2 separate regions of the Homo sapiens genome follow, and region 1 is linked to region 2. Evidence: chromatin contacts called from ENCODE Hi-C or POLR2A ChIA-PET data. All regions are on one chromosome and are shown on one strand. Each heading gives the region's core, a stretch centred on a gene start or an enhancer-like site at or near the end of the contact. The rest is flanking DNA. Distances are from core to core; before and after follow the strand shown.

Region 1 (5,577 bases), core at 366-2,865, 43 kb after region 2:
CAGAGTGCAGCTTATCTTAGAGTATTTATTGAAGAGATAGGAGACTGAGGATTCATAGAAATCAGAAGATTCTGTAGGAGTCCAGGTGTGAAGATTTTGAGGTAGTGAAAAGAGGGTAAGAGTCCATCTGTCTTTTCTCCAAAATAAATTTATATCTATTATTTTTACAAATAAAGTGTATTAAAACTTTTGGGTTAAAATATTTACATAGCTCCCTTATTTACCTTGTCAGCTGGCACAAAATGGTTTTAGAAGTATGTGGCTCAAAGAATATTTCCAGAGAGGTAGCTGTAGAAAGAATTTTGGGCTTAAAAGTAAAAATTTTAGGTTCAAGTTTTGGCTCTATCATTTATTATATTAGCTGTGTGCTGCAAGATAAATCACTTAACTTCTCTTAAGTTTCTTTAGCGTTCAAATAGGGCAAAAATACTTACTTCAAAGGAATGCTTTAAGGGTAAAATGGATAGTGTTTATGAAAGTGATGTGTAAACTATCAAGGGCTACACAAATATATTTGCACATAGGTAATATAGTTAGACAAATCAATTGGGTCTACTCTTTCACATTCATTCATCTGACAAAATGCCTACTACATGCCAAGTGCCATGGAGAGCCCTGAGGACAATAAGGGAGTTTCTGCCTTCACAGAGTTCCTAGTCTAGTTGGGTGAACAGACACAGTAATGAGTTATTGCAATGTTCTAATGAGAGCACTGTGGACAGAGGTGATGATAGTTAAAAGTTTAAATTTAAAAACAACTTCCTGCTTTAATTATTGTGTAAATTAAAATCCTGTTAAGAATTTAAAGTCATTCCTATAGTAGTCAAATCCATAGAGGCAGAAAGTAGAATGTTGGTTGCCAGGGCCTGGGAGGAAGGAGAAATGGGAGATTGTGTTTAACGGGTACAGTTTCTGTTGAGAAGATGAAATTGCTCTAGAGATTGTTGGTGGTGCTAGTTATGAAACAATGTGAATACTTAATGCCACAGAACTGCATACTTAAAATGGTAAGTTTTATATCATATCTATTTTATCAGGTTTTTTTTTTTTTAGATGGAGTCTTGCTCTTGTTGCCCAGGCTGAAGTGCAATGATGCGATCTCAGCTCACTGCAACCTCTGCCTCCTGGGTTCAAGCGATTCTCCTGCCTCAGCCTCCTAAGTAGCTGGGATTACAGGTGCCCGCCATCATGCCTGGCTAATTTTTGTATTTTTAGTAGAGATAGGGCTTCGCCATGTTGGCCAGGCTGGTCTCAAACTCCTGACCTCAGGTTATCTGCCTGCCTTGGCCTCCCAAAGTGCTGGGATTACAGGTGTGAGTCACCGCCTCTGGCCTTTTATCAGGATTTTTAAAAATATAATTTAAAGTCAATCACAGCAAATCTTTATATTAGTACTCACGAAGGAGCAATATCCAGATGGTTGATGCTAAATCCAGAAGAGCAAAAGCCTCCCAGTGTTGTTGATATAGTTAGGAAAGCAACGGCCAAAGAATAATCACAGCCAATGAAGCCAGCAGCTACCAGGAATACTGCAGGTCCAATCATTCCTGGAGTTAAAAAGTTATAAAAGGGAAAAAACACCCAGCATTAATATTTGCTCTACCTTAATATGGTATAAATCTGAAATTTGAAATTGCTGCCACCTACTGTAGAAACACTATATTGCCTGGAAGACTAACAAATTTCATGAGAAAAAAAAAATGCTGGAAAACATGGGCGTAATACAACTAATATACTATAAAAGGAAAATCTCATTATGCAATGTTATTAAATCTACATGTGGCCAAAACTCAGCTAAAATTCCATGGTGTTAGAGAAGAACAAGACAAGAACAACTTAAAAATATGTTTCTAGAGAGAAGCAATAGCTGACACAGAATGTGGTTTAAAATACATATAACCAAAGGAGATAAACTGAATAATAAACTCTGTTGGATGAGGTTAGAATAATACTCCATCTTGCCTGGGTGTGGCAGCTCACACCTGTAATCCCAGCACGTTAGGAGGCTGAGGCGGGAGAATCACTTGAGGCCAGGAGTTTGAGGCCAGCCTGGGCAACACAGCAAGACCCTGTCTCTACGAAATATTAAAAACAAAATTCGCCAGGCATGGTGGTGCACACCTGTAGTCCTGGCTGCTCAGGAGGCTGAGGTGGGAGGATTGCTTGAGCCCAGAAGTTCAAGGTTACAGTGAGCTATGATGGCACCACTGCACTCCAGCCTGGGTTGTCAGAGCAAGACCTTGTTTCTTAAAAAGATTTTTTAAAATCTCTGTCTTCATTCTCTCTCTCTTTTTTTTGAGCTGGAGTCTCACTCTGTCACCCAGGCTGGAGTGCAGTGGCGTGATCTGGGCTCACTGCCACCTCTGCCTCCTAGGTTCAAGTGATTCTCCTGCCTCAGCCTCCTGAATAGCTGGAATTACAGGCCTGGGCCACCATACCCAGCTAATTTTTGTATTTTTAGTAGAGATGGGGTTTCGCCATGTTGGCCAGGCCGTTCTCGAACTCCTGACCTCAAGCGATCCACCCACCTTGCCTCCCAAAGTGCTGGGATTACAGGTGTGAGCCACCATGCCCGGCCTTGGTTTTTTTTTTTTCTGCCCCACCTAATATGCAGGAATCCTCCCTATTATTAACAACTGATAAGAATACACATTGGTCATTACAGGCAGTTAAGCGTAAAATATGAGAAGAGACTTAATGAGTGGGCTGTCAGTTTTTCTGTGTCTACAGCAGTGCTATCCAATAGCTCTCTGTGATGATGGAAATGTTGTATTTGTATATACTGCAACTGAGGAACTTTAAAAAAAGTTCAATTACATTTATTTACTTATTTATTTATTTTCTTGTTTTTTTGAGACAGGGTCTCACTGTCGTCAGGCTGGAGTGCAGTGGTGCGATCATGGCTCACTGCAGCCTTGACTTCCCAGGCTCAAGTGATCCTCTGCCTTGGCTTCCTGAGTAGCTGGGACTACAGGTGCACGCCACCATGTCTGATTTAATTTAATTTCATTACTTTTATTTATTTATTTTGAAATAGGGTCGCATTCTGTTACCCAGGCTGGAGTGCAGTGGCACAATCTGAGCTCACTGCAACCTCTGCCTCCCAGGTGTAAGCAAGTCTTGTGCCTCAGCCTCCTGAGTAGCTGGGATTAAAGGCATGTGCCACCATGCCTGGCTAATTTTTTTTTTTTCACTCTTTTTGCCCAGACTGGAGTGCAGTGGCGAAATCTTGGCTCACTGCAACCTCTGCCTCCCAGGTTCAAGCAATTCTCCTGCCTCGGCCTCCTGAATAGCTGGGACAGCCACACACCACCACGCCAAGCTAATCTTTGTATTAGAGATGGGGTTTCACCATGTTGGCCAGCCTGGTTTTGAGCTCCTGACCTCAAGTATCTGCCTGCCTCCGCCTCTGCCTCCCAAAGTGCTGGGATTACAGGCAACAGCCACCGAGCCCAGCCAGGGTCTTTTTATAATGTAATTACTGAAGTATAGTCACTGAGACTTCCAGGGTCTCTACTGGAGACTTTTAAAAAGTTAAATGATTGTCTTAGACAGTTTTATTTCTACGTACATTTTTTTCTAACTATTTTTAGAGATAGGGTATTGCTCTGTTGCCTAGGTTGGAGTGCAGTGTTGTGATCATAGCTCTCTGCAGCCTCAAACAACTAGGCTCAAGAGATTTTCTCACCTTAGCCTCTGGAGTAGCTGGGACTACAGATACATACCATCATGCCTAACTGATTAGATAGTTTTAAAAGTTACCTTTCTAGGCCAGGCACAGTGGCTCACGCCTGTAATTCCAGCACTTTGAAAGGCTGAGGTGGGAGGATCGCTTGAGCCCAGGAATTTGTGACTAACCTGAGCAACATGGTAAAACCATGTCTCTACAAAAAATCAAAAATAATTAGCTGGGTGCTGTGGCGTGACCTGTAGTCCCAGCTGCTCAGGAGACTGAGGTGGGAGAATTACTTGTGCCTAGAAGGTTGAGGCTGCAGTGAGCCATGGTTGTCCATCCTGGCCAACGGAGCAAGACCCTGTCTCAAAAAAAAAAAAAATTACCTTTCTGAAAGCAGAGTCTGAAACACATGATTATTTATGGGTTCTTTGAGTTCTTTGATTTATAGCTCCTTATTTGATATAATAATGCTAGTAAATATTTTTGGATTGAAACTTAAAATGCATTCACTTAGAAAAGGGATGGAGGCTTAAAAATACTTTGATTACATCTTGTCTAAAGTTGATATAAAAATCTTCATTGCAAAGTCTGAGCTGAAAGCACAGTGATATATAAAATTGTGAGGGATGATGTTTGGCACAGCAAGCCATTTTAAAAATAATTATAAGCCATGGTGGAGATAAATCTTTTATAAATTTTTTTTTTTTGAGACAGGATCTCACTCTGTTGCCCAGGCTGGAGTGCAGTGGCGCGATTTCAGCTCACTGCAACCTCTGCCTCCTGGGTTCAAGCAATTCTCCTGCTTCAGCCTCCCAGGTAGCTGGGATTACAGGCACTTGCCACCACGCCCAGCTAATTTTTGTATTTTTAGTAGACAGGGTTTCACCATGTTGGTCAGACTGGTCTTGAACTCCTGACCTTGTGATCTGCTCACCTCAGCCTCCCAAAGTGCTAGGATTACAGGCATAAGCCACTGCGCCCAGTGAATATTATAAATCTTAATCCTCAAAATGTATGATTCAAAAAGAAACATATTGTAAAGAAATGCACTTAAATGCATCATAGTGTTTTGTTATGTGAACAAAATAAAAGACTAATATTATCATTTTTATTTTGTCTTGAACTGTTGTGATATTGTGATTTTAAAAAATATGGCTGGGGGCTGGGTGTGGTGGCTCACACCTGTAATCCTAGCACTTTGGGAGGCTGAAGCAGCAGGATTGCTGAAGGCCAGGAGTTCAAGGCCAATGTGGGCAATAAAGCGAGACCTTGTCCCATTAAAGAAAGAAATTAAACAAAATGGCTGGGGCTGGGTGTGGTGCCTCACTCCTGTAGTCCCAGCACTTTGGGAGGCCAAGGCGGGCAGATGACTTGAGTTCAGGAGTTAAAGACCAGCCTGGACAACGTGGTGAAACCCCGTCTTCAGTAAAAATTAAAAAATTAGCTGGGTATGGTGGTGTGTGCCTGTAGTCCTAGCTACTCAGGAGGCTGAGGTGGGAGGATCACCTGAGGCTGAGGAGGTTGAGGCTGCAGTGAGTCAAGATCATGCCACCACACTCCAGCCTGGGCTAAGAGTGAGCCCCTGTCTCAAGAAAAAAAATAAGAAAAGAAATATGGCCAGTGTGGTGGCTCATGTCTGTAATCCCAACATTTTGGGATGCTGAGGCAGGAAGATCACTTGAGGCCAGGAATTCAAGACCAGACGGGGCAACATAGCAAGACCCCATTTCTATTAAAAAATTGTTTTAAAAAAGAAATATATATTTGGTCTCTGCCCCCGGTTTTTTGGCACACAGCTCCTAAAACTTTTGGAATTTCTGGAGTGGTAACAGTGTCTTTTGTATGCTAATGAGACAATTGGTGGCTGGGGGTCCCCATACAGCTTCAGGATGGTGGCTGGA
Region 2 (5,377 bases), core at 2,234-4,733:
AAGTGACATGCTGGGCGCAGTGGCTCACGCCTCTGATCCCAGCACTTTGGGAGGCCGAGGTGGGTGGATCATGAGATCAGGAGATTGAGACCACTGCTTGAACCCAGGAGGCGCAGGTTGCAGTGAGCCAAGATCGTGCCACTGCACTCCAGCCTGGGCGATAGAGCCAGACTCTGTCTCAAAAAAAAAAAAAAAAAAAAAGGGACAACATAGGTTGGGTGTGGTACCTCACATCTGTAATGGGCCTTTGGGAGGCCCAGGTGGGAGAGTCACTTGAGCCCAGAAATTTGAGACCAGCCTGGGCAACACAGTGAGACTCGGTCTCTATTTAAATACAGAAAAAAAAAAGTGATAACATGGACATATTAGGCAAATATTATTCAAGTAATTGTTAGCAAGAACTTAATAATATATGGTATGAGGAACTGTGTGCATGAAATGGACCATAGAAAACAATAATAATTCTAAGGTCGGTTTTTATGGAAGAGACAGAACTGAACTGAGCCCTAATTGCTTAGTTTGTAGAAAGCAAAGGAGATAAGCAAAAATATTCCAGTGAAGGGGATATGTCACAGTAGGCTAGGAACAGTGAAAAATCTACTTGACTAACCTGAAAGTGGGAAGGCTCAGAATAAAATGGGAAAGGGTGTGTCAGATACTAGAGGGCCTTGAAGATCACACAGAGGTGTTTAAACTTGATCCAGTGGGAAACAGGGAGCCACAAGGGGTTTTAATGGGGTGACTAAATTAGCGAAAATAATGTATAAGGAAGTTAGCTGGAAATGCCAATAATATTAATTTCCTTCTATTGAAGACCTGATGTGTGCCAGGCACTAGGCAAACAGCCCTAAGATAAGAATTTTTGCTCCCATGTAACGGTTTAGTTAAATGAGAATCCAAGAGGCGACTTACTTGAGCCATAGAGTTAGTAAATGGCTGAGTTAAGACCTACACTTGGGTCCCTATGTCAGAGGCGTGTGAACCAGAGCAACTCCATCTTGAATAGTGGCTAGGTAAAATAAGGCTGAGACCATCTGGGCGGCATTCCCAGACAGTCTAAGTCACAGGATGAGATACGGGGTCAGCACAAGATACAGGTCATAAAGACCTTGCTGATAAAACAGGTTGCACTAAAGAAGCATCAAAACCAAGATGGCGACGAGAGTGACCACTGGTTGTTCTCACTGCTATACTCCTACCAGAACCGTGACAGTTTACTAATGCCATGGCAATGTCAGGAAGTTACCCTATATGGTCTAGAAAGGGGAGGAGCTCTCAGTTCCGGAAACTGCCCACCCCTTTCCTGGAAAACTCATGAATAAGACACCCCTTGTTTAGCATATAATCAAGAAATAACCATAAAAGTGGGCTGGGTGTGGTGGTTCATGCCTGTAATCCCAACACTTTGGTGGGTCGAGGCAAACAGATCACCTGAGGTCAGGAGTTCGAGTCTAGCATGGCTAACATGGCGAAACCCCATCTCTACTAAAAATACAAAAAAGTTAGGCGTGGTGGCGGGTGCCTGTAATCCCAGCTACTGGGTAAGCTGAGGCAGGAGAATCGCTTAAACCGGGGAAGCGGAGGTTGCAGTGAGCTGAGATCGTACCATTGTACTCCAGGCTGGGTGAAAAGAGCAGAACTCTGTCTTAAAAACAAAAACAAAATAAAAAAACACCATAAAATAGCCAACCAGCAGCCCATGCTGCTGCTGTGCCTGTGAGGAGCCATTCTTTATTTCTTTACTTTCTTAATAAACTTACTTTCACTTTATGGATTCAGCTCAAATTCTTTCTTGCTCGAGATCCAAGAACCCTCTCTAAGGGTCTGGATCAGGACCCTTTCTGGTAATACACCTATCATTTACATGTTCTGTCTGTTTTCATGCTACAACAGCAGAATTGTGCAGTTGGACAGAGACCCTATGTCCCACAAAGTCTTAAATTTGTACTATCTGTCCCTTTTCAGAAAAAGTCTGCTGACTCCTGTAGAGCTTTGCTATTCAGTGTGGCCTGTGGACCAGGAACAAGGGGCAACCTCTGGGAGTTTGTTAGAAAGGAAGCATCTTGGGCACCCCTTAGACCTGTTGAATTCAAATCTGCATTTTAGCAAGATTCCAAATGAATCTGTATGCACATTAAGTATAAGAAGCATTGTTGGCCAGGCACGGTGGCTTACGCCTGTAATCTCAGCACTTTGAGAGGCTGAGGCGTGCGGATCACCTGAGGTCAGCAGTTTGACACCGGTTGGCCGATGTAGTGAAACCCCGTCTCTACTGCCAGTATGGTGGTGGGCACCTGTAATCCCAGCTACTTGGGAGGCTGAGGCAGAAGAATTGCTTGAACCCAGGAGGCAGAGGGTGTGGTGAGCCGAAATTGTGCCACTGCACTCCAGCCTGGGTGACAGAGCGAGATTCCATCTTAAAAAAAAAAAAAAAAAAAAAAGCATTGTTAAAATACTGTGCTATTTTGGCTGAAAAGTTAGAGCAGGACAAGCCTAGAAACTAGGACACTGGGTAGCTTAAGACTAGGAGACAGAGGCGGAAGGGACAGGGTCCACAAACATTTAAAGAATGTCTGCCATTTGAGTGTGCACAGGCAGCTACACATTCCTGCCCCAGGCCTCTGGGATTCCTGCATATTTAGTGTAGAGAATAGGAAGCCATATGCAAGTTAAAATACAAATCTGTATTCCTTATTATTAAAGTGTGTTTTGCCATGGCATTTTGAACCAACGATAATCAAATGAGCCACTATTCAACTTCCCACCTCCCCAAAATTGGCCTGAAGGACTGCTTGGAGGGAAGTTTTAAGAGATAGTAGCTCAAATATTTTGCTAATGCAGTTTCGAAAATGCTAGAGTAGATGTGAGTAAGATGATGTAGCCTGCATCTTCCGTCAAAGGTGCCATTTGATGGTTTTCTAATTTCTTTCTTTTCAGAGTCTCACTCTGTTGCCCAGGCTGGAGTACAGTGGTGCAATCTCAGCTCACTGCAACCTCCACCTCCTGGGCTCAAGTGATTCTCCCACCTGTCCCAAGTAGCTGGGACCACAGGTGCACACCACCATGCCTGGCTAATTTTTTATAGACATGGGGTTTTTCCATGTTGCCCAGGCTGGTCTTGAACTCCTGAGCTCAAGGGATCCACCCACCTTGGCTTCCCAAAGTGCTGGGATTACAGATGTGAGCCCCCGTGCCCAGCTTCTAGTTTGCTTTTTAATCATTACTCAAATTCACGGAAGAATTTACTGGCTCTCCAGTTTGAAACCACCCTGGAATTTACATTCATAACCTCCTATTATATGCCACTAAACATCAAAAAAAAATTTTTTTTGATTTCCCATTGTTTTGAGGGAGCCAGGATAACACATCCTAGCTGGTGGCCCCACAGTTATTCCCGGGAGGTGGGGCTTCCTGGTGAGTTTCTGGTGTATTCTTGGTGTGTTCTCGGCTCACAGGGCGGAGTCAGGTTTTCCTCATGCTCAGCCAGCTTGGTGACAAATTGAGGTTGCGTAAGGGAGCGGGGTACAAAGTACATGTGCTGTGCTTCAGTTTGCATCCGCCTGGTCTGTTACACATATTATCTGGAAAATACTGTGGGGTAGGTGGTGTGAGGGCAAATTGGGAAGAAGACCAAGTGAAGCATTAAGGTGAAGCCGAGCAGAGGTAGGGAAGGGTATGGGACTAGCAGCCAAGGATTTAGGATTTAGACTGCCAAAGATTGTGAACTGAGGTAGGAAATGGGTTCTTGGAGTGACTATGATTACAGCAAGCCAACTGGGGCTGCCTGGTTCCAGATTCCATGCAAGCCAGGATGATGATGATCTGCTTGATGTCTTTACTCTGGAGCTACGGCAGAAGGCTTCAGCACTTTAAAATAATGTTTGTCATACCTCACAATACACCCACCACATTACCTGGAGGCCAGGTGAACTGAAAACACAGATTGGTAGGCCCAGAGTTTCTAATTTTGTAGGTTTGGGTAGGACTCAGTAATTTCCTTTTTTTTTTTTTGAGACGAAGTCTCGCTTTGTTGCCCAGGCTGGAGTGCAGTGGACTGCAACCTCTCCCTCCTGGGTTCAAACGATTCTCCTGCCTCAGCCTCCCGAGTCACTGGGATTACAGGTGCCCACCACCACACCTGGCTAATTTTTGTATTTTTAGTAGAGATGGGGTTTGGCCATGTTGGCCAGGCTGGTTTCAAACTCCTGACCTCAAGTGATCCTCCCGCCTTGGCCTCCCAAAGTGCTGGGATTACAGGCATGAGCCACCGTGCCCAGCAATAATTTGCATTTTAACAAGTTTAAAAGTAATGCATATTCTTTGAAACTACTGGTCCTTATAGTACACTTTAAGAACCATTGCTTTAATATGATGCCTGGTTAAGAAACTCTTTGCCTTGGCCAGGTGCGGTGGCTCATGCCTGTAATCCCAGCACTTTGGGAGACCGAGGCGGGCAGATCATGAGGTCAGGAGATCGAGACCATCCTGGCTAACACGGTAAAACCCCGTCTCTACTAAAAAAAAAAAATACCAAAAAATTAGCCGGGTGTGCTAGCAGGCGCCTGTGGTCCCAACTACTCGGGAGGCTGAGGCAGGAGAATGGCATGAACCTGGGAGGCGGAGCTTGTAGTGAGCCGAGATTGCGCCACTGCACTCCAGCCTGGGTGACACAGCGAGACTCTGTCTAAAAAAAAAAGAAACTCTCTGCCTCAGAAATCAGACTCAGAAACCAAGTGGCTTGCTGGGTGGTCAAGAAGTGTGCCCCAGGGCCAGTTCTACAAATTTCCAAGCTTCTTCCTTCCCCAAATCCTGCCAGCCTGCAAGCATCAATTCAGAAATAGTTATTTCCCAGTCATTTTGCCCTTGTTACATATCTTCCAGTTAGTTTATGTGCATGTTGAATGTAACAGTTGAACAAGTATGTCTTTGAATATAATAATGTCTTTTTTTTTATTTTTTTATTTGAGATGGAGTCTCGCTCTGTCGCCCAGGCTGGCTGGAGTGCAGTGGCACAATCTTGGCTCACTGCAACCTCTGCCTCCCGGGTTCAAGCGATTCTCCTGCCTCAGCCTCCCAAGTAGCTGGGATTTCATGTGTGTGCCACCATGCCCGGCTAATTTTTGTATTTTTAGTAGAGACAGGGTTTCACCATGTTGGCCAGGCCGGTCTCGAACTCCTGGCTTAAGTGATCCGCCCACCTTGGCCTCCCAAAGTACTGGGATTATAGGCATGAGCCACCATGCCCTGCCAGATATAATAATGTCTTTATAAGTCAAGAATACCACTAGAGAGCCTGTAGGATAATTTCAAAGAATTCATACTTATAAAATGGAATATTAGACTATTCTCTTAGTAGGACTGCCTTTGGAAAGCATGT

What was found. Hi-C counts contacts between places; a loop is a spot of excess contacts on that map. ChIA-PET counts read pairs that join two places held with the same protein, here RNA polymerase II (POLR2A). Pooled maps may share reads with other maps.
Region 1: a loop to region 2 is called in a map of CD14-positive monocyte, with 4 times the contacts of the local background. The contact joins two enhancer-like sites. A Hi-C loop is called at or near these places in 5 of 168 maps with a recorded cell type or tissue (CD14-positive monocyte, HepG2 and heart left ventricle) and 7 of 50 pooled maps. POLR2A ChIA-PET finds 5 or more read pairs at or near these places in 15 of 52 experiments (A673, H1, MCF 10A and 7 more).

Annotation. Positions count from the first base shown.
Region 1 is chr6:73,609,001-73,614,577 of GRCh38, forward strand. SLC17A5 (solute carrier family 17 member 5) reads right to left here. Exons shown (of 11, transcript NM_012434.5): 9 at 1,400-1,547. Among named protein-coding and RNA genes, the nearest start is that of SLC17A5, 42 kb to the right of the region's middle. RefSeq lists enhancers at 461-630, 2,392-2,561. Within about 2 kb of position 1,616, at least 2 of the 41 ENCODE cell types and tissues checked have a DNase peak (open chromatin) inside an H3K27ac peak, as active enhancers do.
Region 2 is chr6:73,563,693-73,569,069 of GRCh38, forward strand. The region is part of intron 3 of EEF1A1-AS1 (EEF1A1 antisense RNA 1); the gene reads left to right. Among named protein-coding and RNA genes, the nearest start is that of EEF1A1-AS1, 43 kb to the left of the region's middle. RefSeq lists enhancers at 1-381, 2,032-2,581 and a silencer at 2,130-2,312. Within about 2 kb of position 3,484, at least 9 of the 41 ENCODE cell types and tissues checked have a DNase peak (open chromatin) inside an H3K27ac peak, as active enhancers do.